Linked DNA regions of Mus musculus: region 1 is linked to region 2. Evidence: chromatin loops called from intact Hi-C (ENCODE). Cell type or tissue: left cerebral cortex. All regions are shown on one strand. Links, peaks and the distances in the headings refer to the core of each region. The heading gives the core; the rest is flanking DNA. Region 1 overlaps Chrm3 (cholinergic receptor, muscarinic 3, cardiac). Region 2 overlaps Gm26861 (a long non-coding RNA gene).

The links. Peaks named below come from ENCODE experiments on the same cell type or tissue, not always from the same donor. Only the 100,000 strongest peaks of a DNase experiment are listed, where the experiment ranks them.
Region 1: a loop joins it to region 2, with 3 times the contacts of the local background. A loop is called at or near these places in 6 of 42 quality-filtered maps.

Annotation. Positions count from the first base shown.
Region 1 is chr13:9,879,542-9,896,251 of GRCm38, forward strand. The region is part of intron 4 of Chrm3 (cholinergic receptor, muscarinic 3, cardiac); the gene reads right to left. Among named protein-coding and RNA genes, the nearest start is that of Gm40665, 92 kb to the left of the region's middle. In left cerebral cortex, for the core only: a CTCF peak has its summit at 11,726; DNase peaks (open chromatin) are centred at 8,017, 11,106, 11,508 and 11,666; H3K27ac peaks cover 727 bases.
Region 2 is chr13:10,444,070-10,460,779 of GRCm38, forward strand. The region is part of intron 3 of Gm26861 (a long non-coding RNA gene); the gene reads left to right. Among named protein-coding and RNA genes, the nearest start is that of Chrm3, 92 kb to the left of the region's middle. In left cerebral cortex, for the core only: a CTCF peak has its summit at 7,182; a DNase peak (open chromatin) is centred at 7,164.

The DNA.
Region 1 (16,710 bases), core at 4,989-12,988, 560 kb before region 2:
GAATGCTGACAGCAAATACAGCAGACTCACTCACTTCTTCTACTTCCACAGGGACAAAGTAGCAGATGCTTACGCGGCAATTCTTCAACCACAGTGTTATGGTCATTCTACTTGGTAAGGGTATGTGAGCCGTTGGCAGGTTATTTACCTGATAAAATGATGAACGTAAGCAACTTGAAGGTGATACCAGCTATTTCAGCTTCCCTGAAATGACCCAAGCCAACCCAAGGCAAGAGAGAAAACAGTGCCCACCATTTCACATAATACCACCTCTTCATGTTTACTCTTAATTGTTTTGGAACAATCTATCTATCTATCTATCTATCTATCTATCTATCTATCTATCTATCTATTTATCTCCCAGGCTGGTCTCAAGCATACCAAGTAGCCACACATGATCTTGAAGTCTTATTCTTCTGTTTCTACCTCTGGAGTGTTCTTATTAAAGGTGTGTTTCACCACACCTAGTATAATTGGGCCTGAGGAATCTACTAGGCCCTTCCTGCATGGTGTGTGTGTGGGGGAATTAGAAAGTGAGCTACATCCTTAGCTCGTGACATCATATCTTTAAAACATTATTGAAATATGTGATATACTTATTTTTTATAACATTGGATAGCATGCTTATTTCTTATATACTTTCTGGAGAGACTTTATCTTCCTAGGGTCTCATTTTCTGCAAAGGTTCTTAGACACAGAATCTAAAAAAGTTTTTCTTTTTTTCTGCCAGGTTTGCACAGCAACCTTATTTACACATATTACCAGTTTAGTGCTACTCTGTGTCATGCACTAACACCCATGGCAAGGGTCCCTTGCCATTGTGGCATGGTTCAGGGTTCTGCTCTCATGGGAACGAATAATGTTCTGGTGTCTTGTTTTTTTGTCTTATGATGACCATGCGGATTTCATTACATAAAGAAACATAATATCCAGAAATCCCAAGGCTTCTTGTCTGTCGTCTCTCATCCTTTCTTGCTAAAGGGTGACAGATTCCTATGACTGGCTTTCTTTTGTGTCCAAGCTGACACTCTTCCAGCAAGGTTTGAGACAGGCATTTGTCACCTGGCCCCGAGTCCTTGACCACAGTCATGGACTTGACACATAGCCAAACAAAGTGCATCAGCTTGGCCAATGCATGTAGATGCTAGGAAGATAGAAAGGTCTTTCGTCTTTGGAGGTGCTGGGTGCTGTTCACCACCTTTGTATCTGTGTACAAAATCTGAGAGTAAGGGAAGGCAAATGGAAGATGAGGTAGCAGCAGGATGGGGTGAAACCCTGAGAAACAGATACAATCTGAGGACAGGCCTTTCAACACTAGACATAGCTACATCTGAATCAATAGAACCACTTCGACCTTGCATTTATACTACTTCTACTCCTCCTCCTCCTCCTCCTCCTCCTCCTACTACTACTACTACTACTACTACTACTACTAAAATCTCCCTTTGTTCCCTGCAGTTCTGAAGGAACAATTTGATTATCCATAGATAATGGCTCTTGATTCACCTATTTGGTTAAAGTAGCAAGTGAATATTCTAGGCTAGTCTACCTCTCTAATATATAACTTGAGGGTTATAGCTAATCCTAACTATACTTTTTTTTTTTTTTAACAAACAAGTGGATTTGAATTGCTCTGACCACACATGCAATAATCTGCTGTATCAGGTTATGTAAATCTGTGTCATGGTAGAAACCATTGACTCTTTTCATTTGTTGTGAATGCCAACTGTACAGAAATAAATTTGTTTAAAGTGTTTTTATTATATTTATTTATTAGCTTATCTTTTTTTGTACATGTGATATACATATTGTGGGTGCATATGCCATGGTGCATGGGTGGAGGTCAGAAGACAATCTGGGGGATTTGGTGCTCTCTTTCTACCATGTGGGTGCTGGGAATGTGCCTCAGGTCAACAGTGGTTGCAAGTGCCTTTGTGTGTTGATCCATCTCACTGGCTCTTGAAATTTGTTTTTAAAAAGTTAAAAAAAAATGAGTAGGACTAAAAGAAAATAATTTTGGCATCAGCAAATCTCCTTAAAATCACTTATTGTAAGCTGCTGTGTTTGGTCTGTGGAATCCAGAAGTCACAGCCTATGTGCTTACGATCTGTCCTACAACTGAGAGCAAAGACATGAATAAAGTCTTGTTTTTCTAAAGTCAGTCATGCAGGCAGTAAGAAATCCCTCCCTGCAGACAGTCACATGATATTTTATAAACTGAAAACAACTAGACTTGTTCAGTTGAGCAACAGTATCAAAGAATGTAAGAAATTTGGAAATAAGTCTCAGGTCAGCTATTTTCTTATAGCTTCTCTCGTCCTTCTGGTCCACAAAGCATATAGTCCTATCATCTATCCAGAAAAGTGAGCCGAAACTCTCAACTTTTAAACCTCTTACTTGGAAAGTCTAAGTTACTTCTTGCTCCCAGAACTCTAAATTATTTCTATTTCTTTATATTTTTAAATTAGATTTGCTTATTTTATGTGTGAATGTTTTGCTTGCACAGTCTGTGCACTACCGGTGTGTTTGGTGTTCAGAGAGGTCAGGAGAGTATATCCAATTCCCCGGGACTGTAGTTACAGAGGGCTGTGAACCAGCACACGGATGCTGGGATTCAAACCCATGTCCCATGCAAGAGCAGCAAGTGCTCTCAACCATGGAGCCATCTCTCCAGCTCTCTAATTCTATCTCCACTTTAATTATTCTTTTTCTTATCCTAATCGTGGGAAGTCTTTTGCAGTTTGCAACCATTTTTTTTGAAAGACCAGATACATGGTGTTTCCTCTTTGTAAATCTGGTATATGTCATATTCAGGGCTTATTTTGGGTCTCTGCTTTGGACAGGAGTGTGTCTGTTTTCTGTCATAGTTCATTACAACACTCAGCAGCTATGTCATCATGAATAGAAAGATCGCATCAGGCCACTAGGTGGCAAAGTTGACTCAAAGAACAACTTTGCTGCTGTAAGATGCCTAAGCAGCCTGCTGTCCCTGACCACAGACTTGGAATTCAGCTTAGTTCAGTCACGCGGTAGGTCGGTCGGCAGAGGATATCAAACAGGGTGGACAGAGCTTTCCACTCAAACATGTCTTTAAAGGGAATCAAACTTGTGAACCTAAGCCCTCATCTTCATCTCAAGCTGTGAGGAGGAGAGACGTTGCCTAATATGGTACAGTGATTCTTCTTGTGAACAAAACAATCCTGAAGGCTAAAAGTGGGATAAAATTCCACTTAAAAGGGAGAAAGCTTGTTTTTAAAAAGATGATGTATCAGACTTCCCGCCCGATTGCTGCCTTTCGTAAGCTTTTATTTGACCGTGACAACAGGATGTGAAAGGCTTGGCTGAGGCTTGTGAAATAACACCGTTTTACCTAAAAAACCAAACATCTAAGTAGGATAGTTGTGGATCTCCACAAACACCTTTCAGGCCTAGAACATTTTTTTATCAGTGTTTTTAGAGAAATGGAATGGAGTCAAAAGCAAACATGAGTAATTCTTTTCAAACACCAGAAAGACCCCTCTCATCGGAGCCAATTAGTGCAGTGTCCCCAGGGTTCTTAGAGGAGGGAAGACCTTTACGTAAGATCTAAGATTTATCTACTGTCTTTCTACATTCTGAAGGTCATTCAATGTCATCCCCTGTGACTGCTAGGCTTTTGTTGTTAAAGGGAAGCAGCTACACTTTGAGGAAATACCGCTTGATCTTACATAACCGTGGAATTCATTTTGCTTAAAGATCTCCTAGGGGTCAGGGGATGGCTCAGTTGGTAAAACACTGGGCACTCAAGAGTAAGGACCTAAGTTTGGATGCCCTACAATTCAAGTAAAGAAGGAGCACCATAGTGTGTATTCCTGTCATTCCTGCTCTCCTAGCGTGGCGGGATGGGACAGCAGGATCCATAGAAGCTGGCTCGCCAGCTAGCTTATTATATACAGCCACAAAAATAATAAGGGACTCTGTCTCAAGCAAGGCAGCAGGTGGGGACTGAAACCTGTGGTGGTCCTCTGACCTCCTTTTATTCTTTTTTTTTTAATTAGTTATTTTCCTCATTTACATTTCCAATGCTATACCAAAAGTCCCCCATACCCTCCCCCCCACTCCCCTACCCACCCACTCCCCTACCCACCCACTTCCACTTTTTGGCCCTGGCGTTCCCCTGTACTGGGGCATATACAGTTTGCGTGTCCAATGGGCCTCTCTTTCCAGTGATGGCCGACTAGGCCATCTTTTGATACATATGCAGCTAGAGTCAAGAGCTCCGGGGTACTGGTTAGTTCATAATGTTGTTCCACCTATAGGGTTACAGATCCCTTCAGCTCCTTGGCTACTTTCTCTAGCTTCTCCATTGGGAGCCCTGTGATCCATCCATTAGCTGACTGTGAGCATCCACTTCTGTGTTTGCTAGGCCCCGGCATAGTCTCACAAGAGACAGCTACATCTGGGTCATTTCAATAAAATCTTGCTAGTGTATGCAATGGTGTCATTCTGGCGGTTCCTCAGAAAATTGGACATAGTACTACCGGAGGATCCAGCAATACCTCTCCTGGGCATATATCCAGAAGATGCCCCAACTGGTAAGAAGGACACATGCTCCACTATGTTCATAGCAGCCTTATTTATAATAGCCAGAAGCTGGAAAGAACCCAGATGTTCCACCTATAGGGTTGCAGTTCCCTTTAGTTCCTTGGGTGCTTTCTCTAGTTCCTCCATTGAATTTAGTCATTTCTTTTCTTTTTTTTTTTTTTTTCAACCCAGATGCCCCTCAACAGAGGAATGGATACAGAAAATGTGGTACATCTACACAATGGAGTACTACTCAGCTATTAAAAAGAATGAATTTATGAAATTCCTAGCTATTTTTTTAAGGTCCACACTTAAAAGACTGTCTTTATAGCCAGACAGACATGTTCCACATATCTGATTTTCTTTAATATTCCCATTTGTTTGCACATTCCAACTGATACATCTCTATATGCAATTGTAACTTTGAAAAAACAAAACAAAAACTCAAAATCCCTCAAAGCGGAAGCAGTGCGTGATAGCCCCACTGTCTCCCTACCTTGGCTTTGAGGCAGGGTCTCTCTTGTTATTTCTGTCCTTGCTCTGCATACAACAGCTTCCCATTGATTTTTCTGTCTCCCCCAACTCAGTTCCTACTTTAGGGGCGCTCAAGCAGAAGCAGGAGAAGCTCTGCCACAGCCCCCCTCCCCCCCGAGAGTCCAGGATGTGTCCCCAACCCCAACAACTGGTAGGTCACAGAGCCCTCTGACCTTGCTTCCTTGTTAGAGAAAAATGCAGAACCCAACACTTGAGGACTGAACAGCAACGACAGGAAACACCTGATCCACACCCAGCCTGATCCACACCCAGCCTGATCCACACCCAGCCTGATCCACACCCAGCCTGATCCACACCCAGCCTGATCCACACCCAGCCTGATCCACACCTAGCCTGATCCACACCCAGCCTGATCCACACCCATCCTGATCCACACCCAGCCTGATCCACACCCAGCCTGATCCACACCCAGCCTGATCCACACTCAGCCTGATCCACAGTAGTTTCTCTAAGACAGGAAGATAAACAGAAGGCTCCTCTCTGATTGGCAGTGGAATGGATTTTTTCTAAGATTTATAAAAGCTCACTCTTTGTAGACTCTAACGTGATGGTTCTCTCTTCAGAAGGCTCTTCCCCTGGGGGAAACTTGGCAATATTGGGAGCTGTTACTCTTGTTATAACCTGAAGAGAATGTGTTCTGGGCATCTAGCAGGTAGATGCTAAGGATCTGTGGACAGAGGACAAAGTTCTGTCTGGTTTCAAGTGTCAATGAGGCAGAGATGGACAAACCCTGGCACAAACAGAGATGAAAGAGGTTCAGAATACTCTGTTATGCCAGGAAAAATCTGGAAAATATCCTGGTACTCATTAATACAGCAAACTCCAATTCTCTTCAGGAATCAATCTGGGGTGACATGGAGGCGGCTTAGCAATATGTTTGCCTTGCAAGTCCAAAGACCTGCCTTGTATTTCTCAGGACAGGCAAGAAAAGTGACGTGTGGTTTCACATGTGTCATCCCAGCACTGGGGAGGGAGATTCCTTGGGCTTGTTACAGTCTTGCCTTACCTCAGAGTTCTACATCAATGAGACACTTTATGCCAGAAAATGGTGGGGTGGTGATGTAGCTCAGCAGGTAAAGGCACTTGCCATGTAACCCAATGATGACCTGAGTTTGATTTCTGGAAACCATGTAAAAAAAAAAAAACAAAGGCAGATACAATGGTTTACATCTGTAACTTCTGCCCCAGCCCTCCCAAAGTGGGAACTGAGGTGGAGGAGAGTCAGGAGAATCAATGGGAAGCTGTCATATGCGGGGAAAGGGCAGAAAATAACAAGAGATACCTTGCCTCAAAAGCAAAGTAGAGGGATGGAGAAATGGGTCAGCCGTTAAGAATACCTGCAGCTCTTTCAGAGGGAATGGGGCTCGATTTTGAGCACGGACATGGTGACTCACAACTGTCTGGAACTCTAGTTCCATGGGATCCAATGACTCTTCTGGACACTGGAGTAGCAGGCACACATAACCTGGGTCTTGTTAGCATAGCTGGTGGACAGATATACATGCAGGCAAGCAAATATACATAAGAGAGTGAAACTGAAGAAGAAGCAAGGTAGGAGTAAAGAAGTCTTGAAAAGTCTTTCTCTGGTCTCTATCTGCACACTGCAGCACTTGGTACCTGTCCACGCGCACACACACTTCAACGAAAGCAAAACCCAAAGCAGATAGCACCTGTAGGACCATAGCTGAGGCTGGGCACCGTACACCCCCCCACCCCCACATCCCACTTCCCCCACTTGCACAAAGATATGCATGTGCCCAGTGGTTAAAATTCTCCTCCCAGGACTCATTGCAAATACAGAACCTAGGAGACTACACAGGCAGGCTGGCTCCTCAGTCTATGCCTGAGTTCTGCCCTTGCAAGCATTTTAGTCATGAGCAAACCTAAATTTCAAACAATATCTGTGTTTACAAAGCAGAAAGTAGAATCCCAGTCCTCTTCCTTTTGCCTCTCATTCTCAGGCGCTGAGGTAACCCCAGGCAACAGTTTACTTAATAAGTAAACATTTGTTAGGGGAATGGAGTGTCCTTCTAAAACCTGGCCTTCTGCAGAGTTATGCATGTGTATTTCAAGCGCTTACTTCATGCCAGGCACCATTGTACATATATGTATTAAGTCATTCAGTCCTTGCCTCTACAGTATAAACTGAGTCAATTACTTAATTGTCTTTTGGGAAGATGTTGGTATTGAGACGTCTAGTGGTGGCTAGGGTCACACCGCTCCTTAGAGGCAGAATTAAGACCTGATTCAAGGGCTGGGACAGCGCCAGATTCAGCTGGTCATTTGCTTCCTGTGCAAGAAAGAAGAGCAGTGTTCCATGCTCAGAATTTATGTAAAAAAAAAAGCCTGGTTTGGTGATATGTGCTTGCAATCCCTATACTGGAGAGGTAGGGACAGATAGTAGCTTCCAGGGGCTTTCTGGCTAGGCAGTTTAGACTACTCGGCAAGCTATTTGCCAGTGATGGACCCTGTCTCAAAATAAAGGTAGAGAGTTCCTGAGGAACAATAATGAGCTGTCCTTTGGCATGCCTTTGCGCGCACATGTGCACACACACACACACACACACACACACACACACACACACATTCACCCTGATTCAAGGCAAATTCATCCACAATTCTGTAACTGCCCCAAAGTGTTACCTTCTCTAACATCCCTCTTTCTCTCACTTAATGGTATGTTATAGATATTGTTCGTATTCAGCACAAATAAGCCGTAGTGCCACACATGTTTGGAAAGAAACAAGGGGCCATCCAGCATCCAGTAGTTGGCACACCACGTCCTTGGCTCAAGTGGAATTTCCAGGGCAGCAGAGTGCATGAGATAGTGTGTTTGCTGAAAACTTCTCTAAATGAAATGTTGCAGAGCTCAGCATCAGCGAGGCCAACACAAATCTCCAAAATCCTTCCCAAAATAAAATAGCTGGTTTCCAGAACAATCTCTCCCCACAAGCTCTATTACCGTGTTAGTGGAGAATGGAAGCCTAATGTGTCAGGTTCTCGTGTCTAAATGAACCAGATAGCAATTGTCTGCCCCACACTCTACAACTGCGCAGCAGATCCAAGAAGGGAGAAGATATGAAAGGATTCAGATGAAGCAGATGATGGGCCAGGAGCTTACAGCTGTATTCATTAAATGCCAAGGGCATTGGCAGACTGAGATTAAAATGTAAAGTGTAAATTCAATCCTTTAAATTTGATATGTAAGCATTAAAGATGGGGGTTTTACCACTAAAACTACTATATGTGGAAATGAATGTAGAGAAATATGTGAGAATCAAAATAAAATAATAATAAAATGTATACTTTGGCAGTGGTCATGCCATTAAATATTAGAAAACAATGACCTCTTGTTCTGAATTTCCTGTATCAACTGGAAACTAGAGCTCATGGTAGTGTGAATTCTGGCCCTACGGGACTTAGAACAAAGAGGCAAGGAAGAAGGTTGAGCCAGTCAAACAAACAAACAAAAAACCAAAACAGGAGAGGGATAAGACTGAAAAAAAAAATTAAATACCCAAAGTGTGAAATCAATACAAATAGATTCATCCAGGCTGAAGAAGAAGAAATCCTAACATAAGCAAACAGAAGGTGACAAGTTCAGGCTGAACAGTGAGACTTGGTGCCTGGAATTATCCTCAGAGGTCTCCATCGAATCGTACAGGTTCTGACGGACACACGACTCACCCCCCACCCCCTGGGACTGTGCACAAGCATTCTACCATGATAACTGTGTTTGAGGAATATTTTTCTTTCTCCTGGGAGTTCCATCAGGGTCAGGGGTAAGGCATGTGTGGCCCTGCACACAACAAGGAGTGTATGTGTTTTAGACCTAGCTACACAGTCTGCAAGTTGACAGTGTGTATCTCCACTTTCCGAGGCTCACCTCTCTCCTCTCAGACAGTGCATGTAAAACAGAGAGCCCAGTGTGATGTGATGAGATCTCTGGCATGGACTAGATCTTAATTAATGCTATTATTGTGTTTTAATTAACTTCATGTGTGTGTGTGCTCATTATAGGTATGTTTGCCTGTGTTTAGGCGAGTGGGGGCCAGAATAACAGGCACTTTTTTCTCAGTCTTTACTGTTTTTTTTTTTTTTTTAAAGATAGTGTCTTTCACTGAAATGCTGCCTTGTTACTTTAGCTAGACTGCCTGTCTGTAACCCCCAGTGATTCTCCAGACCCCCCCCCCCCCAGCCCCTAGGCACAGATAGTTTTAGGTTACAGGAATGTCCAGTCTGGCCTGTTTTTTACATGGGTGACAGGGAGCTGAACTCAGGTCCTCATAAATGTGCAGCGAGTGCTCTTACCAACTATGAATCCTTTTAGCCCCCACAGACTATGTCTTAATGAGGGTAGCATGCATCAGATAGTGATACAATTGATACACTGCAGGAGAGTGGCAAATCTTCTATGAAGAAATTGAATTTTATTTTTTGCAATTGATAACTTGTAAATTAAAATGTCAAAGTCTTCATGATGTCAGATTCAATGCATCTTATTGCATTTGAGATAAGATAAAGCACCATCACGGGCCATCGCCTTGTTACATCCCTTGTTGTAAAACATCACCCAGCTGTAATTATTGATATTACCCACCCTATAATGAGTGCTTCCACATACCACTCATCTATATATCACCTATATTATTTAGACTAAAGCTTTAGGTCACTAGAATATTTTCTGTATGAGGAAACAAAGGCTCAGAGAAGCTAAGGAGCAGCTTGTCCAAGACACCTCTGAGTGGTTAAGTGGTAGTTGTTAGATGTAGACTGTGAGCGTCAGACTCCGATACTTTACGATAATCCCTCTCTGGGTGTGAGCTAAGGAGATCCACCCTTAGCTGAGATCTCCATCCAACCCCAAATCCCTCTTGGTCCCTGTGGGCAATTGATGGCTGCGGGGTGAAGGGAGGAGGGAAAGGCGGTTTTCCTCAGTCTAGTGGTCCATAGTAGATTGCCCATGCTCTAGTGGGTGACACCCATACCTGTGTGCATTTGGGCAGTATGAAAAGAAGGAAGAGAGGTAAGAGGAGGAGGAGGAGGAGGAGGAGGAGGAGGAGGAGGAGGAAGAAGAGGAGGAAGAGGAGGAGGAGGAAGAGGAAGAGGAGGAGAAGGAGGAGGAGAAGGAGGAGGAGGAGGAGGAGGAGGAGGAGAAGGAGGAGGAGGAGGAGAAGGAGGAGGAGGAGGAGGAGAAGGAGGAGGAGGAGGAAGAGGAGGAGGAGGAGGAGGAGGAGGAGGAGAAGGAGGAGGAGGAGGAGAAGGGGGAGGAGGAGGAGAAGGAGGAGGAGGAGGAGGAGGAGGAGGAGGAGGAGAGACAGAAGACTGAGCAGGGGATGGGGAGAGGTCTGTGAGGAGTTGGGAGTAGTTGCACAGGGTTTATATGATCTAAACACATTGTCTTCATGTATAAAAGTATGAAAGAATGCTTAAAGATAAACAAAACTCAAAACCTCTCCATCCCTTTACATATCTTCAGCCACAGGGTCATGAGGTCCTCTTGTAGTCATTAACCCAGTGATTGCTTTCATCCTGGTACACTGCCAGCTCCAACTCAAGGCTGATATGGCTCTTCAAACCAGGAAAGGTGTAGTAAGAGAACCCAAAGCTAATCCTTCGAATTCCTTCAATTCTTACTTTAAAAATTGTAATTATAAACACATACAATTGTATAGACTAACCTCATACTATCTCCACACATGCATTTACTGTGCACGGTTCGTGTCAGTTTCTCCTCCTGTTCACACTTGAGTTTAAGCTCCTGGAAGCAAGCATTACTTTTCCTTTCATTCCTGGCACCACCACCTTGCACCCAGATCGCTGGCTAGTCTGCAGTTTAAAACTGCTCATGCCCCTGTTGGGGGCACCAGTACAAACCTGGCTCATCCCAGCCTAGTAGTGATCACCCAGGACCAACGGGATAAAACCCTAACCCTTTGGAACACTGAAGGAGTGGACCTCCTTACAGCTAGCACTTCACTGTGGCTATGACAAAGGCCCTGCTGTTCTGGACCGCTGAGCGAGCCTGGTTGAATCATTCTGCACAAGCCGTTGGTAGCACTCAGGGCTGAATGGAAAAGAATTCTGTAGGCTGGCTTTAACAGGAAGCAGTGTTAAGATTGTGGCCCACCTTCCCTTGATCCTGACAGCTCAGTGAACCTGGGTGCTTGCAACCACTGAGGTTTAGGGAAGCTCATTAGTATATCACCTAGCTTCTTGGTAAAGACATTAATGAATGTGTCAGGGTCAATGGCAGGCTACAGAAGTCTGCTGTTTTCTGTCTGCTTTTTAGCATCATTCTACTGACAAAGGAGCACTGGCCCCACAGTGTGTCTCTGCTGACTGATCACTCAGCACCTCATCTCAAGTACTCTATTCAACTAGGAAGAGTCTCCTTTCCTTTTCTCTCTCTCCACATATCCCTGGCCATGTAGCACAGGCACCTCAAACTTACCATGTAGCCAAGAGTAGTTTTGACCTCTTTATCTCCCTTCCTCTACCTCCTGAATACTCATACTGCAGGTGTATACCCCCATGCCAAGCTGAAACACAGATTCTTCAAGAAAAGGTTTTTAAATAAAATTTGTATTTCAAAATATTCCCACCAGGGGTAGATACAGACTTTGGAGACGGAAGCTTATGTAATTTTGCTGTCTGTTCTGTTAAGAAAATGCACACAAGATTATGAATATGAAATGTCATCACTCTCTTTTCTCTCAGGGGCATTTTGAGGGTACTTGAAGTTTTAGCTTTATTACTTGAACACTGAGTCTTTTTCCAAGTTCCAATACTAATCTACATGATCTAGTTATTGTTAAGAGACTGAAAGTTTTTTTTTTTTAAGTTGTGTGTATAACTAAGAAACTAAGAGTGTTTGAGTTCATGAACTAGAGGTAATAAAATTTCCTTTCCAAAACATCTCAACAAACAGATGCAAACAGAATTCTGGGTATTCTGATACTGTGAGGGATTTGTAACAAATTCCCACGAATTAGGTTGCTGAAGGCTTAATTAGCTTTTAAAATGGTTTGCGAACCCACAGGTTCCAACTGTATGCCACTAGGTAATCATATTTAACCAAGACAGAGGTAAGATAAAAAAGGAGAGTGATTTCTCTTTGTTAGTAAGACGGCAGTTAAAGCCCCAGTTAAAGGGGCCCAATTGTAAACTAACCCTATCATGCAAGTAGTTGTTAAATGAGGAGAAAGAGACAAATCAGGTCAAGTAAATAACATAAGTGGTTAGATTTTCTAACAATGATGAAGAATAATTAAGAAGAGGTCACTGAGAAACAATCCTGTGTCAGGGGAGTGTTTTGGGGAGGTTGCTAGGTAACTCAAGCCAAAAGTAGTCATGTGTCCTGGAACATAATTAGCATATGGTTGTGAAAAATGGCTCCACATCCAGCTGCAGGTATCTTTTCTGACTTCCAAAGAAAGGATAGATTCAGCCAGCTTAAAATTCTTAATTAGAGACCTAAAGGTAAATGCTAATTGAATTCTCATGCAATGATCAATCTGTAAGTAATGCATACGTGGGTGGATGGGTGGGAATTGAAGGGATTGCTTACAATTACACGATTTTTTTAGGAAAACCTCTGGCCAGATGTTATACAATCCATGGCTACTGAAGGAAAAATGGTGCATAGATGATATTCAAACTGATTCCAGAAAATACTTAAATCAGATATGATAATGAGGCAGGAGTCCTGAGAAGTTGTCTCCATGGAAACATCTATTTCTTTCTTCTGTATGATATTTTAAATTGGAAGGCATATCCACCAGGGCTAGAAGGAATCTACCCCAAATAAATATGGTCTCTGGTATATCTGTTTTCCAATGGTAGCAACCTTTCCTCTGCTGCCAAACATGGCTCCAGATTTTGTTTTGTGCTACATTCATCAGCTCAGTACTTTTCTTCTCTTGTCACATCAAGGCTTGATGATGAGAGAAACAGTAAGTCAAGGCCTGGACCCTGCTTCAGGTACCACGAACCATTCCCATCTCCGATGCTGCCTCAAACATATCACCACCACATAACTTTCAGTGTCTTGAAATATTAATAACACATTGTAAAAAAAATTAGGGGAGCTGCTTTCAAGGCTAAAAGTTCTAAAAGAATTTGGTTGGTCACTTAGAAACAATGATGAGAGAATTTAGAAATGTCAGTGAGGACATCTTCAGTAACAGCTTTCTCTCAACAAGTTAGAGAGGAATCAAGAAGGGATTGTTGCTGTTAGATTGTTGTGTTAGACAAGTAGACCAATGGAATAGAATTGAAGACCCAGAAATGAACCCACACACCTATGGTCACTTGATCTTCGACAAGGGAGCTAAAACCATCCAGTGGAAGAAAGACAGCATTTTCAACAATTGGTGCTGGCACAACTGGTTGTTATCGTGTAGAAGAATGCGAATTGATCCATACTTATCTCCTTGTACTAAGGTCAAATCTAAGTGGATCAAGGAACTTCACATAAAACCAGAGACACTGAAACTTATAGAGGAGAAAGTGGGGAAAAGCCTTGAAGATATGGGCACAGGGGAAAAATTCCTGAACAGAACAGCAATGGCTTGTGCTGTAAGATCAAGAATTGACAAATGGGACCTAATGAAACTCCAAAGTTTCTGCAAGGCAAAAGACACCGTCAATAAGACAAAAAGACCACCAACAGATTGGGAAAGGATCTTTACCTATCCTAAATCAGATAGGGGACTAATATCCAACATATATAAAGAACTCAAGAAGGTGGACTTCAGAAAATCAAATAACCCCATTAAAAAATGGGGCTCAGAACTGAACAAAGAATTCTCACCTGAGGAATACCGAATGGCAGAGAAGCACCTGAAAAAATGTTCAACATCCTTAATCATCAGGGAAATGCAAATCAAAACAACCCTGAGATTCCACCTCACACCAGTCAGAATGGCTAAGATCAAAAATTCAGGTGACAGCAGATGCTGGCGTGGATGTGGAGAAAGAGGAATACTCTTCCATTGTTGGTGGGAGTGCAGGCTTGTACAACCACTCTGGAAATCAGTCTGGCAGTTCCTCAGAAAACTGGACATAGTACTACCGGAGGATCCAGCAATACCTCTCCTGGGCATATATCCAGAAGATGCCCCAACTGGTAAGAAGGACACATGCTCCACTATGTTCATAGCAGCCTTATTTATAATAGCCAGAAGCTGGAAAGAACCTAGATGCCCCTCAACAGAGGAATGGATACAGAAAATGTGGTACATCTACACAATGGAGTACTACTCAGCTATTAAAAAGAATGAATTTATGAAATTCCTAGCCAAATGGATGGACCTAGAGGGCATCATCCTGAGTGAGGTAACACATTCACAAAGAAACTCACACAATATGTACTCACTGATAAGTGGATATTAGCCCCAAACCTAGGATACCCAAGATATAAGACATAATTTGCTAAACACATGAAACTCAAGAAGAATGAAGACTGAAGTGTGGACACTATGCCCCTCCTTAGATTTGGGAACAAAACACCCATGGAAGGAGTTACAGAGACAAAGTTTGGAGCTGAGATGAAAGGATGGACCATGTAGAGACTGCCATATCCAGGGATCCACCCCATAATCAGCATCCAAACGCTGACACCATTGCATACACTAGCAAGATTTTATTGAAAGGACCCAGATGTAGCTGTCTCTTGTGAGACTATGCCGGGGCCTAGCAAACACAGAAGTGGATGCTCACAGTCAGCTAATGGATGGATCACAGGGCTCCCAATGGAGGAGCTAGAGAAAGTACCCAAGGAGCTAAAGGGATCTGCAACCCTATAGGTGGAACAACATTATGAACTAACCAGTACCCCGGAGCTCTTGACTCTAGCTGCATATATATCAAAAGATGGCCTAGTCGGCCATCACTGGAAAGAGAGGCCCATTGGACTTGCAAACTTTATATGCCCCAGTACAGGGGAACACCAGGGCCAAAAAGGGGGAGTGGGTGGGCAGGGGAGTGGGGGTGGGTGGATATGGGGGACTTTTGGTATAGCATTGGAAATGTAAATGAGCTAAATACCTAATAAAAAATGGAAAAAAAAAAGAATATTAGGATGTCAACAGCAAGTAGGATTAAGAAACAAGAGCGTGGTTCAGTAAGTAGTGCCATATCCATTGGAAGCTCAACATTTTCACCTACCACTTATGGATGCATTCTTTCTGAGGATTTGACATCCTGAGGTTTTGAGGAGTATTTTAAAATGAACACATATGATACAGAATAATGGGCTTCATTATGAAAATTTCACACATGTACATAATGTGTTTTGATTATATTTACTCCCATTATTCTCCTGTATCCCCACCCATTCCTGCTGATCCCCTTCTTCCCAACCTGCCCCTTCCAGTTTCTTACTGTGTGTGTGTGTGCGTGTGCGTGCGTGCGTGTGCGTGTGCGTGTGCGTGTGTGTGTGTGTGTGTGTGTGTGTGTGTGTGTGCGTGTGTGTGAATGAGTTTCATTAGGGTTGTGAATCTTAACAGTGCATTCATCACTGGGGTGCACTTCCCTCTTTACTTCCTCAGCTGTTATATGTGTATTTATTTACTCTCTCAGAATTGTGGAAGTTACAAGATCACAATCAAAGCATTCCTACGACCACACTTCCTCCAGAAACCCTAGCAGGGTTTCCATTCTGCCCTTTGTATTTCTAGCACTTGACCACATCAACACAATCTTGCCTCTCTGGAGACATTGCCTCCTCTCTCTCCCTCTCTGTGCGTTTCTGATGGAGATACTTGCTATTGGGTTTAGGGTCATTATGGATAATCCAGGATAATCTTGTCTCAAGCTCCTTCATTTGATTACATCTGCAGATTCTTTTTGCAATATGGTCGCAGGATTAAGGGCTGGAATAGCAACCCACTACAGTCAATATAACAACAAATACAAATGTGCTGGCCTTTAGATAATAAAACTTTTATCAAAAATGGGTGCTTGTTGGTGGAATTTGACTTTACGTATGATAAATGTATTTCCTTCAGAACTGTAGATGAGGGTTCTTTTTTTTTTTTTTTTAAAGAACTAAAGATGTTTTAGAAAGACATCCACTTTCATAGCACCCCTCAAACAAACTCCTAAAAGACAAAAATGATTAGAAGTGGGAATACTTACTCAAACATAAAATGTAAGTGTCAGAAAAACAGCTTTCAATTCGTTAACTTCTGTACTCAAACAAGAATAATTGCTGCACATAGTTTACTCAGAGTAATGGGTGAACATGATCTCAGAGCTAGACTCTCCATGGGCTAAAATACATACTGTAGTCCTGTATTTTGGGGCAAGTTACTGCATTTCTGCATGTCTTAGTGTCTTCATCCATAAAATATGGAGAAAGAAGACAAATATGAATGTTCTTAGAATGCTCAGCTCAAGACATACAAATGACATTTGCTTACATATATGCTAAAAACATGCTGATCTCTCTGCAGTCTTGGATGATCCAGACAAATGAAACACTGCATTCTGTTAGACAAGAAAAAGACTCTCTAAAACCAATGCTGACAATGCTGCAAAAGAAACAATCAAGGTGCAGAGACGGCAAAAGTGTGTTAAGTAGTGTGT
Region 2 (16,710 bases), core at 3,059-11,058:
CAATTGTGAGATAAGACATGGGTGCTGGGAATTGAAGTTGGGTCCTCTGGAACTACAGCCAGTGCTTTTAACCCCAATCCATTTCTCTGGCCCTTGCTACCTTTCATATAGAACAGGTTTACACTTCTTCACGTAAGCACAGGAACAACCCTGCTGTTTAAGAAGGCCGGGATTGTTAAGGCGTCAAAGAAAGTAAATGTACTATTGTATCCTTTCCATATAAAATATTCCCTAGCAAAGATAGAAAGGATTCACAAAGCTCTGAACCATTGAGGTCCTCCTCCCCCTTCCCCCTTTCTCCTTTTCATGGAGCATGCTCTTGTGTCTGCTTCCAGCAAGGATTATTTGTCAACTCAGAAAGTTCCTTCCTCATTAAGAGAAATCACAGGAAGGAAGGGGCCTGAGAGAATCCCTTCATTGTCTACATTAAGAAATTATTTTTAACTTTCTTTAATATCCCATGACCAGAAATTGCCGCTTTTGTTTAAGGCAAGTTTTCTTAGGCTAACATATTTTCTCTTTATTTTGATGAGCGACAGGAAACATGCTGTGAAGCTTTAAATAAATCATTGAATTCCTCAGTGCTTAATTGCTCTGCTATGAAGGGAGGTAGTTGAACTGTGTGAGCTCTGTTCTGCTAATTTAAAGATTCTGAGTCTATGATATGCACGATAGTTTAAATATAACTCTCCGCTTGTCCTGTCATATGTGACATTCCTTTGTAAGCTCACTCCCCCCCCCCTTTATGTTCAAGATCAATGTCTCTTATATAGTTCTACAAGCATAATTACTGCTAAAATATTGATTGTTTTCAAATGTAAATCTACAGCTCATCATTCTCTAAACTGTTTCTGGATTATAGATTGAACTCATCTAAATACAGCTCTACTCTTAGTAAGGGTGGAAATCCCCTCACTCCATCCAACCATGTAAAGGATAAAGGATGTGCTCTACACATCAGAAGGACTTTGGAGAGTTTTATAATTAAGAAAACTGCTTCTAGCAGTGTTTCAAGGGCTCACTGGGTACCAAGACGGTCTTTGTGTACCTATCTCCTCTTGAATCCTTCATAAGCACTATACATACATCTCCTTGTTCTTGAATAATTCATAGTGAGTTAGGGTCCCTTTTCTAGTTGTGTATGCTTCAATGGAAGGCTAACTACTAAAATTGCTATTTCCCAATTCACAATACAGTTTTCCATTCATATTTATTCTTGGCAGTTATATTTTTGTGTTAGAGGTTAAAAAAATCTAAGTGATTCATATGTGAATAATTGCTGAACATAGACCAATAAGAAAAGGAATTAAGAATTAAGAGAAAAGAAAACCTCAGGGTGCACAACTCAGTTTGAGAAAATACTGTAATATTTATGGTTTTCTTTCTACTCCAGTGTTAGTAAAAATAGGTTTCAATGGAAATCATCAACAGAATATTTACTGTGGGGTGCAGAGGAAATATTCTGGGGACATAAAATCATTTGAAGACCAAATATTGCAGATATGAATTGAGATTTTTGATTGTGTTTCTGAAATTGCAAAGATTCCTCCCAACCCTTAGCAGGAAGTACTTCAAATGATGCCATTTTACGAATCCAACTACACAGAACAAACTTCCTTACAACCAGCCCTTCCAGAGAATAATAAAACCGTCTGTAAATATTAGAATGGAGTTGGTGAAGACTCTCATTTTCTGTGTGCACGTTTGGGACTAATTGGATGCAGACAGCTGCCTTGACTTCATGGCTCATCTGTGAACTGGATTATTAAACAAGGTCATTCTTATCGCTTGTCACAAACCCAGCCTACCTTAGTTAATTGTTAATAGCCTGGACCCATGGCTTTCAGTAACTGAGTTATCAGGTCAGTAACATGTGGAACAGTTATTTAAAGTGAAAGTCATTCCCCACTTGCTTTATTCTAAGCATTAAACAAATGGCCTTTGATGGGCAAAGATGTAATGCTTAAATTGCATGTCAAGGGAATATGTTTTCTCTTATGAAGCTAAGAGCAGCAATTTAAGTAAATGAGCTTGACTGCTCAGACCTTGTTCACAACTGAAACTCTACTCACTCCTGTAGAGAACACTTTATTCTTATCCCCAGAATTCAGTTTTAAAGAGAACAACTAGCTGTCTCCTGAAGGCTTCAGTGACACCCAAATGATGTTATGGGGTGAATTTTCTACAAGAAGAAAGGTTTAGAAAAACAAGGGAGATGTCAGAACAGATTCATATGACAAAATGGGATACATAAAACATTTTATCATTTTTTAAATACCATCTCAACCTTTTCAGCTAACAAGAAGAAAGGGAAGTTTGCCAGCCCAAGATGATGAGGACATAGAAAATAAATGACTGACGGCCATCAAGTCAATAAAATACAATAGAAAAGAAAGTCAAGTATATTTTAGCTGCCATGCCAAAAAAATCATCTTACTTTTTTCTTTTGAGTAGAATACTTGAAGACCGCACAATTTATAGAAAGCAAATAATCTGTTTCTTACAGCTTTGGAGACAGTGCTGCACAAAGCCATGGGGCAGGTGTGCCATGAGAGCCTTCCTGCTGATTCACAGCATACTGGAGGATGTCCTACAGTGAGAGGCAATGTTAGTGACACAGAGAAATTGGGTCACACTATTCTTCTATCAGAAGCCCACTCCCATTACTTCCAGTTAATGGTCTTAATTTATTCATGAGCATATGCCCTTATGACCTCATAGTCCTTTAAAGTCTCCTGCTACACTGCTACTATGAGGATTCAGTTTCAACCTGAGCTTTAGAAGGGACACTCAATCCATCACAACCACATATCACTACTTCATTTCCTGTCTTCAGACACAAAGGACGATCTCTTTCAGGAAAGAGCATGAGAACTCACAGTTGTTGTTGTTTTTTGTTTGTTTGTTTGTTTTTACATTGGTCATTGTATACAAGGGTAGAATTATCTATACAGATATATATGGATCTTTTTTTTTAAACTAAAAATACATTTATAAAATCAGCAGACATTTCTTTGAAAGTAAGAACACGAACTCCATAAAAGATGGATATTATTTTAACACAAAACTCATCCTAAGGTTTGAACATTTTTAAGTCATTCTTTTTGGGATCCCTTTATGGATCTTCCAGGTCATGACACACAGGTGTTACCCTTGACAGAGACTCACCAATATCAAGTGCTCATTAACATTTGCTTGTGGTGGATTCTGGAGATAATTTGGATCTCTAGATTTACCAGAGACTAAATTGGTCTTACTGAAATAATATGAAAAAAAACCTTTAAAGTTTAGCCAAGAGAATTTAGAAATTTGGGTGTGAGTCTCTGCTCAGGTATGGAATGTGCTGGAGCTAAACAAAACAACACAAAGCAAAATAAAACAAAAAAAACACAAAACAAAAAAGCAAAGCAAAGCAAAACAAAACAAAACAAATGCAAGGTCACTGAGTCTCAAAAGTAGGACCATTTAAGGCTTTTCCATTCATTCCCTATAGCTCATGAGACCTGAGGAAGACCTTACAGTCTGTGAACAGGCAGAGTTTAGTCTCAGCAAAATCCAAGGGCACTCCCGAGGAGATCTCCAATTATGAGATACTCCATTTAAAAGATTTATTTCCAATTAAAAGAATTCAGTGGCATTTCTTCTTGCTTTCTCTCACCTTTTTAACTTTTGAAATCCAAGGCCTATACAGACGGCACAGATCTTGTTTCCTCCATGATCACTTGCCACCTGATTCTATTAAATATCCTTCTTGATCTTTTCATGAAATATTAGAGAGGATTTTCAATAAGGTACTAGTTAACATTCTGTCATTATAACAAAGTATCTGAGCAAATTACCTATAAAGAAAAAAAGGTCTTGGCTCATGGTTAGGGAAGTTCCAGTCTATGATCCACTGGCTCTGATGTATTGGGTCTCTGCCAAGAGAAACATATGAAGGTCAGAGTACATAGTAGAGCTAACTGACTGTACCATGATCCATGAAGCAGGGACAGATAGTTAAAAGAAAAGACAAAGTTCCATTTCCAGTGACCTAAGGACCACTTGTAAAGTGCCACTTCTTTAAGCTTCCACTATTTCCCAATAGCACGACCCAGGGGACCAAGCTGTAAATGCATAGACTGATACTGGACCTACTCATAGCAGAATAGTCACATGTGCATGTGTGGGGAGGAGTCTCCCTTTCAGATATGCATTACTTCTATGAACTTTGTTTTGAGTAGGCAAAACAAAGTATATTAATTTTTGAATTAATATACTTTGTTGTTTAATGATTTATGTGTGTGAGTGTTTTGCAACATACATGTATGTGTACCACATGCATACTTGGAGCCTGCAAAGGCTAAGAGGGTGCTTTGGATCCCTCGAATTACAGGAACTACAGTTATAGATTATGAACTGCCATGTAGGTGCAAAAATTGACTGAGGAAGAACTGACTCTAAAATGACAACTGCTGGCTGCTGTTTGCATGCTGTTCTCAACTCTACTTTGGGAGGGACCACTAGGCACCATTATGTTAACATTAGGTCCACACCACAAGCTGCCCAAATCCAGAGTATGGACAGGCTTGTTCTGGTGTGTAGGTAAGTTGAAAAAAATCTTAAAGGAACTTTTCCCCTTATAAACAAAGTTTATGGATCCTTATTCTAGCTACTTGAGTATTGTTAGTAGCATAAAGGAATATATATATATTTGCTCAATTGATGTATGAGATTTAGGGAGCTCAAACATTATACTCTCCAATTCAAGGCTAGGGAGTATCCTTCCATATTCTTTATTATCTGGTGCACTTGTAGGGATGTATATCCACCAAAAACAGAAAAACAAAAAAGCAAAACAAATTCCCCCAAAACAAAAAACAACAACAAAACCAGAAACAACAAAAAACACCAAACAAAACACCAAAATCAAGAACAAACAACAAGACAAAACCAAACTAAACAAACAAACAACAGAAAAAAACCCCAAACAAAACAAACCCCAAAACAGCCAAACAAATTAAAAAAAAACTACCCTATTAATATACAAAGTGTCATAAACATTTAGAACCTGTGTGTATCAAAATTATATATTATTTCTCCCTCCACATATACAATTCAATAGATATGTTTGACTGAAGTTTTTACTCTGTGTAGTTTTCACTGTCATCTTGACATACACTAGAACGGCCTAAAAAAGGAGTCTTAAGAATTGTTGCCTGGATTAGATTGGCCTGTGGGCATGTCAGTGAAGGGTTTTCTTGACTATTAATTTATGTAGAAGAGTCCAGCCCCACCTGAGGAAGCACTGTTCCGTTGACAGGTAGTCATGGATTGTATAACAAAAGCTATCAAATGGTTCCTTGCTAGTTTCTACTAGTGACGATTGTTCACTGTGTGCTGTTGGTGATGAATTCAGATACATGTCTTACACAGGTGAAAGTTGATTTGATTTCTAGTCATAATGGATTTACTATTGAGATTCCATGATGTAATCAGAGAACCTATGTGTTCTAACTCTGTCTTTTCTGAAACATATTGGGTCGTGATCAGCATAATACTTGGCTGTGATAATTAAAATAACTCTACTGTTCACACACTAATGGAAGTGGAGAGATAACTCTAGGTCCAAAGGGCAAGGCAAGGGTGAGGTTCAAGTTGAATTGAAACGCCACCCCCTCCTTTGTTGTGGTTTACTAGCAACCCTGGAGAACACAATACCAACACAGAGCATGGCAGGATGCTGATAGGAATGCCGCGCTATTCCCTTGGGCAATGGTCTCACATGCCCTTGAGAGGAATAAGCACAGGGCCTCCACCACGTCACGTGTGTGTGTGTGTGTGTGTGTGTGTGTGTGAGTGTGTGTGTGTGAGTGTGTGTGTGTGTGTGAGTGTGTGTGTGTGTGTGTGAGTGTGTGTGTGTGTGAGTGTGTGTGAGTGTGTGTGTGTGTGTGTGTGAGTGTGTGAGTGTGTGTGTGTGTGAGTGTGTGTGTGTGTGTGTGTGAGTGTGTGAGTGTGTGTGTGTGTGAGTGTGTGTGTGTGTGTGAGTGTGTGTGAGTGTGTGAGTGTGTGTGTGTGTGTGAGTGTGTGTGTGTGTGTGAGTGTGTGTGTGTGTGAGTGTGTGTGTGTGAGTGTGTGTGTGTGTGTGTGTGTGTGTGAGTGTGTGTGTGTGTGTGTGTGTGTGTGTGTGTGTGTGTGTGTGTGTGTTTAGACTCAGTGAGGACTGTTCTTTGGGGCCAGTAACACAGAGGCATCTGTTAAGGGAAAAATCTCTCCTCCATGTCCTCAAAAGAACCAGAGGCTCTAATGGATGAGTGGAAAGGAGGAAATAACGCACAAACAGGATTTTAGTCAAGAAGTGGTTGGCTGTTCAGTAGTCAAAACCTTGAGTGTGTCTTCTGTTAACTCTCGGGGTAAAATTCACCACAAATTCTGATGTCAGCACTACATGGTACCCTACCTGTGAAGGATCCTAAGAAGGACTGCAAGGCAGGGGTGGTGAGCGCCTCTCTTCAGTAGGTGACTAGTTATGGAATTCAGGGAAACTAAAGCCATGGGTACTAGAACCCCTCCACTGGCATCTGAGTGAAGAGATGTAGGAGAGGTGAGCTGATGAGGTAGGATTAGAGAACCTTCTACTTCATCTTAGGAGAGACTAGGAGACCAAGTGTTTGTCCAGCCAGTTGATTTTACCTGGAGTTGTTGGTGGAATTCGATAGAGAAAATGATGCAGATTAAAATTAAATTAACAGTCTGGACCTCAGGTTTCCAATTTTTACAGTATTTACTTTATGGGGGTGGACTCTCCCCATGTAAGTCCACTGCCTGTACTGGAGCTAAACCTGTTTCCTGTTTGGGTATTATTCCTTAGCTCTCATCACACTCCCCATGTTCTCTTCTAAAAAAAAAAATGTGGCTGTCAAGCAGAGTGAGTTCTACCCACTGAAGAAGAAATAGCAGCTCTCAAAAACAACAAAGAATTATAAAGGAGGTAAACTTCAGACACGGTGGTACCATAAGAGTTACCATAAGAAGTGCCTCCAGGAGATTTCCATCTATTGGATATTAATCACACCACAGATATTAATCTCTCCCCAGAGAAGCTCTCTCAGAATACCTTTGGTTTTGGTTCAAATCAGCGAATGTTTTGCTCAGAGAGAGAAGAAATGTGAACGTGGGTGGAGACTCTAGAGCTCCCTCTAGAGCTAGGAGCTTGCTTTTTAATGCCCATCTTTTTAAGTCCTGTGGTTTTTTTTTTTTCCTGTGACTTTCCCACAGCACGTTCTCTCTTTCTTGCATATATATTCACATAAATATATTAATATAACCTGCTATGTCTGATTAGTGCTGCCTGAGCACTTGGAATTGAATAACCAATCAGGGTAGCCTTTCTGAACAAGGCTAATTCTCTTGTTAGTGACCCATAGCTCTTTGTTGAAGTATGCAGTTCCTTTTTATCTCCCACTATTACTTCTAATCTTGTGTTTGTCTTGCTTTTCTTTAAATCAAGAGATAGCAATAAGATGTCACCAGTTCTTCTAGATTCTCCTTCAACAAGGACAGAAATTGACCAGTGATTTTGAAAACAAAAACCTGAAAATACATTGTGACAAATTTTTGGAAAAACCTCAGTTATAAAAAAAAAAAAAAAAACTTGAAATATCAAATAAATGTATGACTCTTAAAGCAGAACTCTGACTAGCAATCCACATCATGCAGTAGGTTGTAGTAACTAGAGATTAATTGTACCGTTCTCTGAAGAACTAGACCACTAGTTTAACTTTTTAGATACTCTGTCTCTACTGAAACTTGAAGCAAACGTATTGGACACTATGTTATTTCAGAGGTGTTTGAATTTTGTATGCCACACAATGAAGGAACGTAACTCTGTGTCCAACTGAATGTTCTGCAATAGTTGTCTAGAAAACAAACTTTTAGAAATGTATAAAAAGTGATGAGAATTATTGCCTTATAAATACTTTCAGCATTTTAACACTCTCAATTTTTAAAATTAGTTCTTCTTTATTATTATTTTATTATATCTGTGTTTCTCTATGTGTGTATGTGTGTGTAAGTGTATGTATGTGTATGAGAGAGGGTGTGAATGTATGTGTGTGTGTGTGTGTGTGTGTGTGAGAGAGAGAGAGAGAGAGAGAGAGTGCATATGTGCAAGTGCAGGCACCTATATGCCAAGCTGTACATGAAGTCAGAGGACAACGTTCTAGAGCTGTTCCCTCCTTCCATCTCATTGGCAGCACGCTCTCTCTGCTTTCTGCCTTACCACTCTCTGAGAGCCAGCTCATGCTGGCTTTCCTGTTTCTGTCTCCCATCTTGCTGTAGGAGAGCTGGGATTACATAGGTACACCACTGTAGCTGGCTTTCTAAGTGGGCTCTGGGGATCTGAGTCAAGTTCTCTGGTTTGTGCAGCAGAAGTTTTCTCCCTTTCAACACTCTGTCTTCAATATCAAAAGTAAACCCACATATTCAGGCCTTTGGACAATGATCAGCAAGCTGTCTTAAATGGCACTGTATTGGTTACGAGTAAACATTACATAAGAGAAGCATAGCTTTAGAATTTTTTTGCCTTGATTTTTATGAAAGCAGTTTTCGGCCATCATTGGGAAGAGAGGCCCCTTGGTCTTGCAAACTTTATATGCCTGAGTACAGGGGAATGCCAGGGCCAAGAAGTGGGAGTGGGTAGGAAGGGGAGTGGGGGGGGGGAGGAGGGTTTGGGGGACTTTTGGGATAGCATTTGAAATGTAAATGAAGAAAATACCTAATTAAAAAATAAATAAAATTTCACACACACACAAATATGCAATCGCACAGTAATTTAGCTATTATAAAACCAAAACTAAAAAGGCTTTTGGCTTTAAGTAAATAACTAAGTTATCCTCCTCTCTTTGGTGAGTTGTCAGAGATGCTTGGAAGCAAATTTGCTCCTGGCCTTGAATGTTGGATTTCTCACTTTGAAGCAGTTCTGCATCTCACTCAGCTTTCCTTCTCAGAGGAGGCGCCCTCTTATGCTGAGGTACAGAGTGTGCCCTGTCCCTGTGTCACCGCAGTGTATACAATTTGCATGACCACCTACAAAACAGTACAGAAATGGAATGAAGGTGTCTTGGGTTTATCACTCACAAAAAACTAACATTAGGGGCTGGTGAGTGTTCACTACACACTGTCAATTGCAGCCAAACTTGATGACCTTAGTTCTGTCCTAGAACCCACATAACATAAGGGGACAGTTGACACAGGCACAGTGACCCTGACATCGGCATGAGCATGGTTACATTTACATATAGACACAATAAATGTAAGAAGTCTTAATTATGTCATTAAAATATACCCATCATTAAAAATAAGGAGGAAGGCTTGGAATTGTTAAAGGTAAAACAAGATAATTACAAGGTAGTACTTAGGGAAAACTGTGGAAACTAAATTATGCTTTCAGAAATCGTGAGATGTTTTAGTTAGCAAAAGAAGAGTGGACAAAGGGTTTGGTTAAGGAATATATCTACCTATCAGAGGTTTATTTTATTTTATTTTATTTTATTTTTATGTGTTTGTATTTATTTTATTTTTATGTGTTTGTATTGTGGAAGAAATGTGGGGAACAGACATTAGAAGGCCTTTGCTGTCAGGGGGAAGGGGAATGGGATAGGGTTTTTTTGGAAGGGGAGCCCCCCCCCCAGAAAGGAGATAATATTTGAAATGTAGTTGATAGGACATCAAGAGCAGTGTCCTGAGGGCAGATGGTAAAGTGGCCCTGGAGCACAGGGGGCATCACGCTGGGATGATCCAGGAGTCATCTGCAAAAAGGAGGCTTTTTTCCTGGAAGGAAAGTCCCTTAGGGAGGGAAGACCCAAGAAGATGTAAGTTATAAAGAACTGTTGCCTAGTGACATCAGGAGAAAACTTGATCAATCAACAGGGTAGAGAAATCTTATAGAACGTTAGTGGGCGTATCAAGGAAAGGGTGAATCTATGCAAAGGACTGGGGAGGGGAAGAGGTGCTGCCCACAGGATCTGGAGATTGAGAAGCTAAGACTGATTGGTGAGCGACCATTCAGTGGGCAGGAGAGAGAGGTTATATTGTATTATTACTGTATTAGTGTGTGTGTGTGTGTGTGTATGTAATAATATATGTATGTATATGTGTGTATGTACAGACACACACACATATATAGAGATACATGGTTTAAATATGCCACATTTTATCTCCTAACATTTATTTCCTAACAGTTCGCTAGGATCAGGGAAGGGTTAAGCTATTTCATTAGAATGCATCACTTAACATTCTTCAGTACTCCGGGCACCATGGAAAATCTTGCTCTTTGTGTCTGAGTTAACCACCCCTAAAATATGTAGGTTAAGTCACGACAGTGAGAGTAAGAGTAAACCTAAACCCCAGGCTTCACACAGCAGTTGTCTCCTATGTTCCTAGGTGAAGGCAAGGAGAGACATGTTCAGTGGAGAAAGGCTCTCATGTTTTAAAACAAGACAGGCTTTCAGGTCTTTCTGCTTCATTATAGAATGAAAGCATGTTCCTGCACAACAAACATCCTTTCCCATTCCGTTAAAATTCATAATGCATAAATAAACAAAAAATCTAACTTCATACAAAACCAAAGATTAAAAATAGGAGGAAATCAAAACAAAATGGCCAGGTGCATTCCCTCCAGGACAGAACCTTATTTGCCATAAGCATTCTCTACAGAGCAAACAAACATGCTAAAAGCTACTGCACTCCCCTCATGCAGAGTCCTTTGTTCTCTACTGTAAATATGGTAATTGTTCATCTGTTTGACCAAGGTCTGCAGGGCCCACAGAGCACCACAAGTATTTGCGCTATTGATTTACAAGGAGATGCAGAGTTATCTGTAGCTCAGCGTAGGTCCGGGTCAGCGTGAGAGTGTACTTCTTATAATCTTCCCTTAAGTGGTGGCTTTTCCAAACAAATTTTTTCCCAATAGGAAACATGTCTTTGTGAGATTTATGGCTTTTAAAGGCACAGTATAAATATACCTCCCTAAACAGGTAAGGAATTTAGTGGTGAAGAGACTTGTTGAATCAAAGAGGCCTTGTTCTAAGTATGGTGTTGGAATGTTTCTGAACAATGGAGCTGAGTTTTGTGTCACTAATGTTCTAAGCCCCAAAGATTCTGCATGTAACAGAAAGCAGAAAAAATATTCACATTGAATGCAGGAAGTAGTATTTTATTATTTTTATATGTGTGTGAATGTGTGTACACATTTGTGGGGTCCATGTAAAAGAAAGATTAATATAAATCGTAGCGCGATATTGAGCAAGAAGAATCAGAAAAGGAAAAAAAATAATTTTCTAATCATAATACAATTCAAAATCCAAAAGTTTTGGGCTAGAGAGATTCCGTGGCTGAGAGTGTTTGCTGCTCTAGCAGAGGGTTGAGCTTCCATGTGAGGCGGGTCATCACCACCTGTAACAGCAGTTCCAGGTGCCCCCTCTGGCCTCCTGGGGTACTGCACTCATACATGGGCATATCCGCAGACACACAAATAAAAATACAAATGAATTTTCACAACAACAGCAACAACAACAACAACAACTGAGCCAAAAGATAAATACCCTATAACATTAAACACATTTTATTTTTAAACTACTGGTATCAATCCAGTGTTGAGTTTCTTTGATGTAAACTGGGCTTGGCTTTCTGTTGTTAATTAGCAACCGTATACATTTATTAAATATCTTATTACTGAAGATCCAAGCACATGCATATAGATTTAATGGAGTCATTATATTTTCACTTGTTCTGTTTGATTGATGGTGAACAAAGCCTAAATCAATTTGTGGTTTGGTTATAGAACTATATGATTTATTTATGTGTATTTGTCTTCAATTTAACCATGCTCAGTGATATTCATTCTTCATAGCTTTGTCATCTGAGATGAGAATTCAATATTAACTCACAATATTTCTGGATTGAAGCAATACTCATTATTTTTTGTGCTAATTATTTTATTTGTGTGCAAATATATGAATATGTGGAAAACAAAGGTCAGCTTTGTATGGTATTCCTCGTTTTTATATCCACCTTGATTTTTCTTCTGTTCTTTGCATCTTGCTTTTTATACATCATCATCATCATCATTATTATTATTATTATTAATTATTTGATAGTCTTTCTCATTGGCTTAGAATTCTTGATTTCCAGTCAGGGAAATTATCAAGTGACTCACAGGGATCTATCTCTTTCTCCCAAACTCTGGGGTTTGCAAATGCACACCACTATAGCATACTTGCTTTGATGAAGGTTCAAAATTGCTAACATTATACATCATGTTATTATCAGGTTTCTGCTGAAGAGTTAATATGCAGAGTGAATAAAATGAACAGAATATATAACCTGAAAAAATTAGAAGAGCTCTGGCCCTAGGTATTAGGAAGAATAGAGGATCCCATGTGACATTCGAAGCATCAGCCAGTAACACATCAGCCAAGTTCTACTATGGCTGAACCATAGGCACAGATATCCTGTAGAATAAATGAAGCAGTTAGGGTTCTCGAAGACAAAAGGGTAAGGGTAGTTTTGTTATTGCATGTGCCCAAACACTTAATTTATAATTTTCCTTTTACATATGTTTTGTAATGGTGCACACAGTGAAGACCTGGTGTGTCTAACAATTTCCTGGTATTTTGGGGGAGACTGGGGCACTGAGAGTGGATCTCATACCTGCAGCTTACATATTACCCATTGATCTATGAGGTGAACTTTGGAAGGTCACAGGGGAGCTGGAAAATGATGCCAGGGATACTTTCCTCAGTGACATGATGACTGTATGCCAAAATGAAAGCATTCCCTATTATCTGTCTGTCTGTCTACCTATCCGTTCATCAACCTTCTTTTTCCTATCTACTCTCTATCACCTATTATCTTTCTATCATTTAACACCTACCAAAATATGTTCTATCATATTTATTAGAGATCAATTATTCTATCATCTAGCTGAAAAGTATCATCTTTCTATCAGGTGTCAATGTATCTGTCACCTATTTGTCAATTTATTTTTTATTATGTATCATGTAGTAAAATACCTTCTATCTACCTATCTATCTGTTATCTATCTACTATCTATCTATCTATCTACCCATCTATCTATCTACCCATCTATCTATCTATCTATCTATCTATCTATCTATCTATCTATCTACATCTATCTATCTCTATTATCTATATGTCTGACTATATATCTATCTCTATTTCTATCTCTCTCTCTCTCTGTCTATCTATCTATCTATCTATCTATCTATCTATCTATCTATCATCAATCTATCTACCATCTATCCATTACTTTTTGTCATCTCTCATCTATCACTCATTTATTTATCAATCCATCTATCTTCTTACTATCTTCTGTTATAACCTCTCCATCCATCTATTTGTATATCTATCAACCTATTTCATTTATCTACCACTCAGTCTCTATTTTGATTTTGTTTTATACATTATACAAAACACTATATTTGTAGAAAGCTATATACTACCCATTAACAGTGTTTCCTCCTTAATTTCTGCATTAAAGTGATCTCTGGCAAGTTTCTGGATTTCCGTGTTTTAAATTGTGTTTACTTTTATTGTTCAAATGTCTCATACTTTATTCTTTTAGGGTAGCGTATGGTAAAAAAATCTATACATTATATAATTTTACTAGCCATTAAAATGTAAAGCAATAAGCAGCAGATAGTAAAAGGTAAGTTTTTCAATTTTACCTAATTTCCTCCTAATACTCCTGTTTATAGCCCTGATAAATGTACTGTTATAAGTGTAGCTATAAAAATAAAAGCATAAATAATGATAAAAACCTAGCACTTGCATCCCATTCTAAGTCAACATGTTCATAATTACTATGCTCAATTAAAGTGGGCACTCATGACTGTATAAAAATAGGATAGCCTGGAATCTCCACAACACAGACTGACTTCAGCTACAGGAAACAAAAACTAAATAAAAATTGCTTATAAAAAATAATTTTGGTTCTGGGAAGAGGGCTCAGAGGGAAAAATATCGGCTGTGGGGCTGAGGACCTGAGGCTTTTCCCAGGCACTATAAAATGCTTGTCGCAATTACGCGCATCCATAATCCTGTCACTTTGGTGAGGGTGGGAAGAGCAGACACAGACAGACCTCTTTAATTCATTGACCATTATCCTAGTCAATCAGTGAGCCGTTGGTTCAGGGAGAGATGCTGTCTCAAAAGATAAAGTGAAGGGCTAGTAAGAAAGACACCTGAAGTGGACCACTGGCCTCTGTGCACAGAGGCACATGTATGTCCTTCCACAAGAAACATGGCTTGGTTGCTTTGTCTTTTCTTTGGTCTGTAGTCCAGAGAGAGGCTGCCCAGATCTGCTGGGCTGCCTGAAGACTTTCTGAGAGTTTATCCTCAGATGACTTTCATCCCTTTGTTTGGAACCTCACACGCACTTCTAGTAAGGTTGGGGCAGATGAGGTAAACAGAGCAGAAGCACACCTGAGTTGAATTGCATTTCTTTAAAAGAAAACTTCCAGAAGCCCCTGAGGTGTTTACATAGTGTTGCTAGCCAGTTTACAGTTATTTCCATGTATAACGAAGTCAGTCTAGTAAGTTGTCACATTTACAGAACAGGTATCTCTAAACAGATGGGGAAGTTTGTGGTGGGAGATAGGGAAGAAGAGACCCTAGGAGTATTGATAGTACCACCCATGCCAAGACCACCACTTCCCCCACCACAGGGGTCTCCTAAATACCACAGCATTCTTTTTACTTTTAAATAATTTTTATAACCTTTTAATTGTGTGCATGTATACATGTACACATGGGCTCCCATGTATATACATACATAATACATACATACATACATATGTACATACATACCACAGCATAACTATATAGGCCAGAGAACAACTTGTAGAACTCAAATGGTCACCTTTGACAACAACCATCTTAACCAACTAAGATGTAGTGGTTTGAATGAAAATGACACCCATAGGGAGTGGCACTATTAGGAGGTATGGTCTTGTTGAAGTAGGTGTGGCTTTGTTGGAGGAAGTGTGTCTCTAGAGAATAGGGTTCCTGTTGCCTGCCAATCCTGGATGAAGAACTCTTAGCTCTTCCAGTATCATGCCTGCCTTGCAGGCTGCCATGTTTCCCATCATGACAATAATAAACTAAGCCTCTGAAACTGTAAGCCAGCACCAATTAAATATTTTTCTTTATAAGAATTGTCCTGGTCATGAAGTGTCTTCACAATACTAGAAACCCTAAGACAGACGTCTTTCTAGTTGACCTCAGGATTATTGTTTGTAAATCTCTTCATGTAAGCATATATGGGGGATGAGAACTGAGAAAGGGTTACTGGGAAGTGCCAGGCTCTCCAGTGTTCTTCTCAAGCTTGAGAGAACCCTGGGAATCCCAGGCTCTGTTCTTGAGGGGAAGGCTGGTCGTGAGTCGTGGGGAGATGGATGTGTTGTGGTAACAACACAAACTGTGACACAGAGAAAGGAAGTTGGGAAGGAGGGCAGCTGCTCCATAGAGGATGATCCCAAAGGATCTGAGAAAACACTGTGCTCTGTGGTAATCTCTCAGTGGGATATCCAGAGGACAGGAGGTCCTCCTTGAAGTGCACTTTAATAAACTAAAGTGCCTGTATTTTTCTGCATTATCCTTTAAGTATCACTGGCTGAATGAATAATGTTTACTCAAAAGTGACAGCATACTACAAAGCTTCCCATAGATTCCATATGTATACACACACACACACACACACACACACACACACACACACACACACACATATATATACACACATACACATTTTACACACACACACACACACACACATATGTATAGCTTGAATTCATGTCTGCAACCCATATATGCCTGGGTTTTGAATGGCATTGAACCCCTTAGACCTAGAATTATAGTTGTTTGTGAGCTACTTTGCTGAGTTCTAGGAACTAAACCTGAGTACTCTGCAGGAGCTCCTAGTGCTCTTAACCACTGAGACATTTCTCTATCCTCTATAACAAAATTGTCACTAATGCATTTAATATATTGCAAGTGATTATAGCTTCAACTATATATTTTGTGAACTCCATTAAAATCCCATGTATTAAGTATGAGAAATAAAATAATTAATCTCAAGTGGTATCATCTTGAAATGCCTGTAGTGTGATCTCCAGTGAGAAGAGATCCATTACATAATAACACAATATTCTTTTTAAAGCACATTTGAACAATCTGTAATAGATCACTTTTATTTTCAGATACAGCTTCACTTTATGTCTAGAGTTTGTAAACTAAAGGACATTATAAAATAGTGTTTCTTTATCAATATAAATGATATTTACTTAATAGGTTTGTTTCTGATTTGAAGACTGAACTTTTCAAGGTGTATCTGGGATACAGGACTATGTTTCTAGTTCCTCAAGTGCCTGAACCACAAAGCCAAGACTTTGGTCACAAAGCCAAGACTTAGCTGGGTTGTAGAAAGTCCAAGGCAACTTGATGAGAACCTGTGTCTAAAAGGAAAGGAGGGCCAGGGGGTTGGGTCTGTTGTGTAGTACTCTCCCAGCAATGTAAGGCCCTAGGTTCAATCACCAGGAAAGAACAAGAATTAATTTTCCCACCAATAACAATATTATACTCCTGCCTGGAATTTTCCCAAGACATAATAGGTGTCAGTCTAAGAGAACTTGTCACAACTTTGTAAAGTTT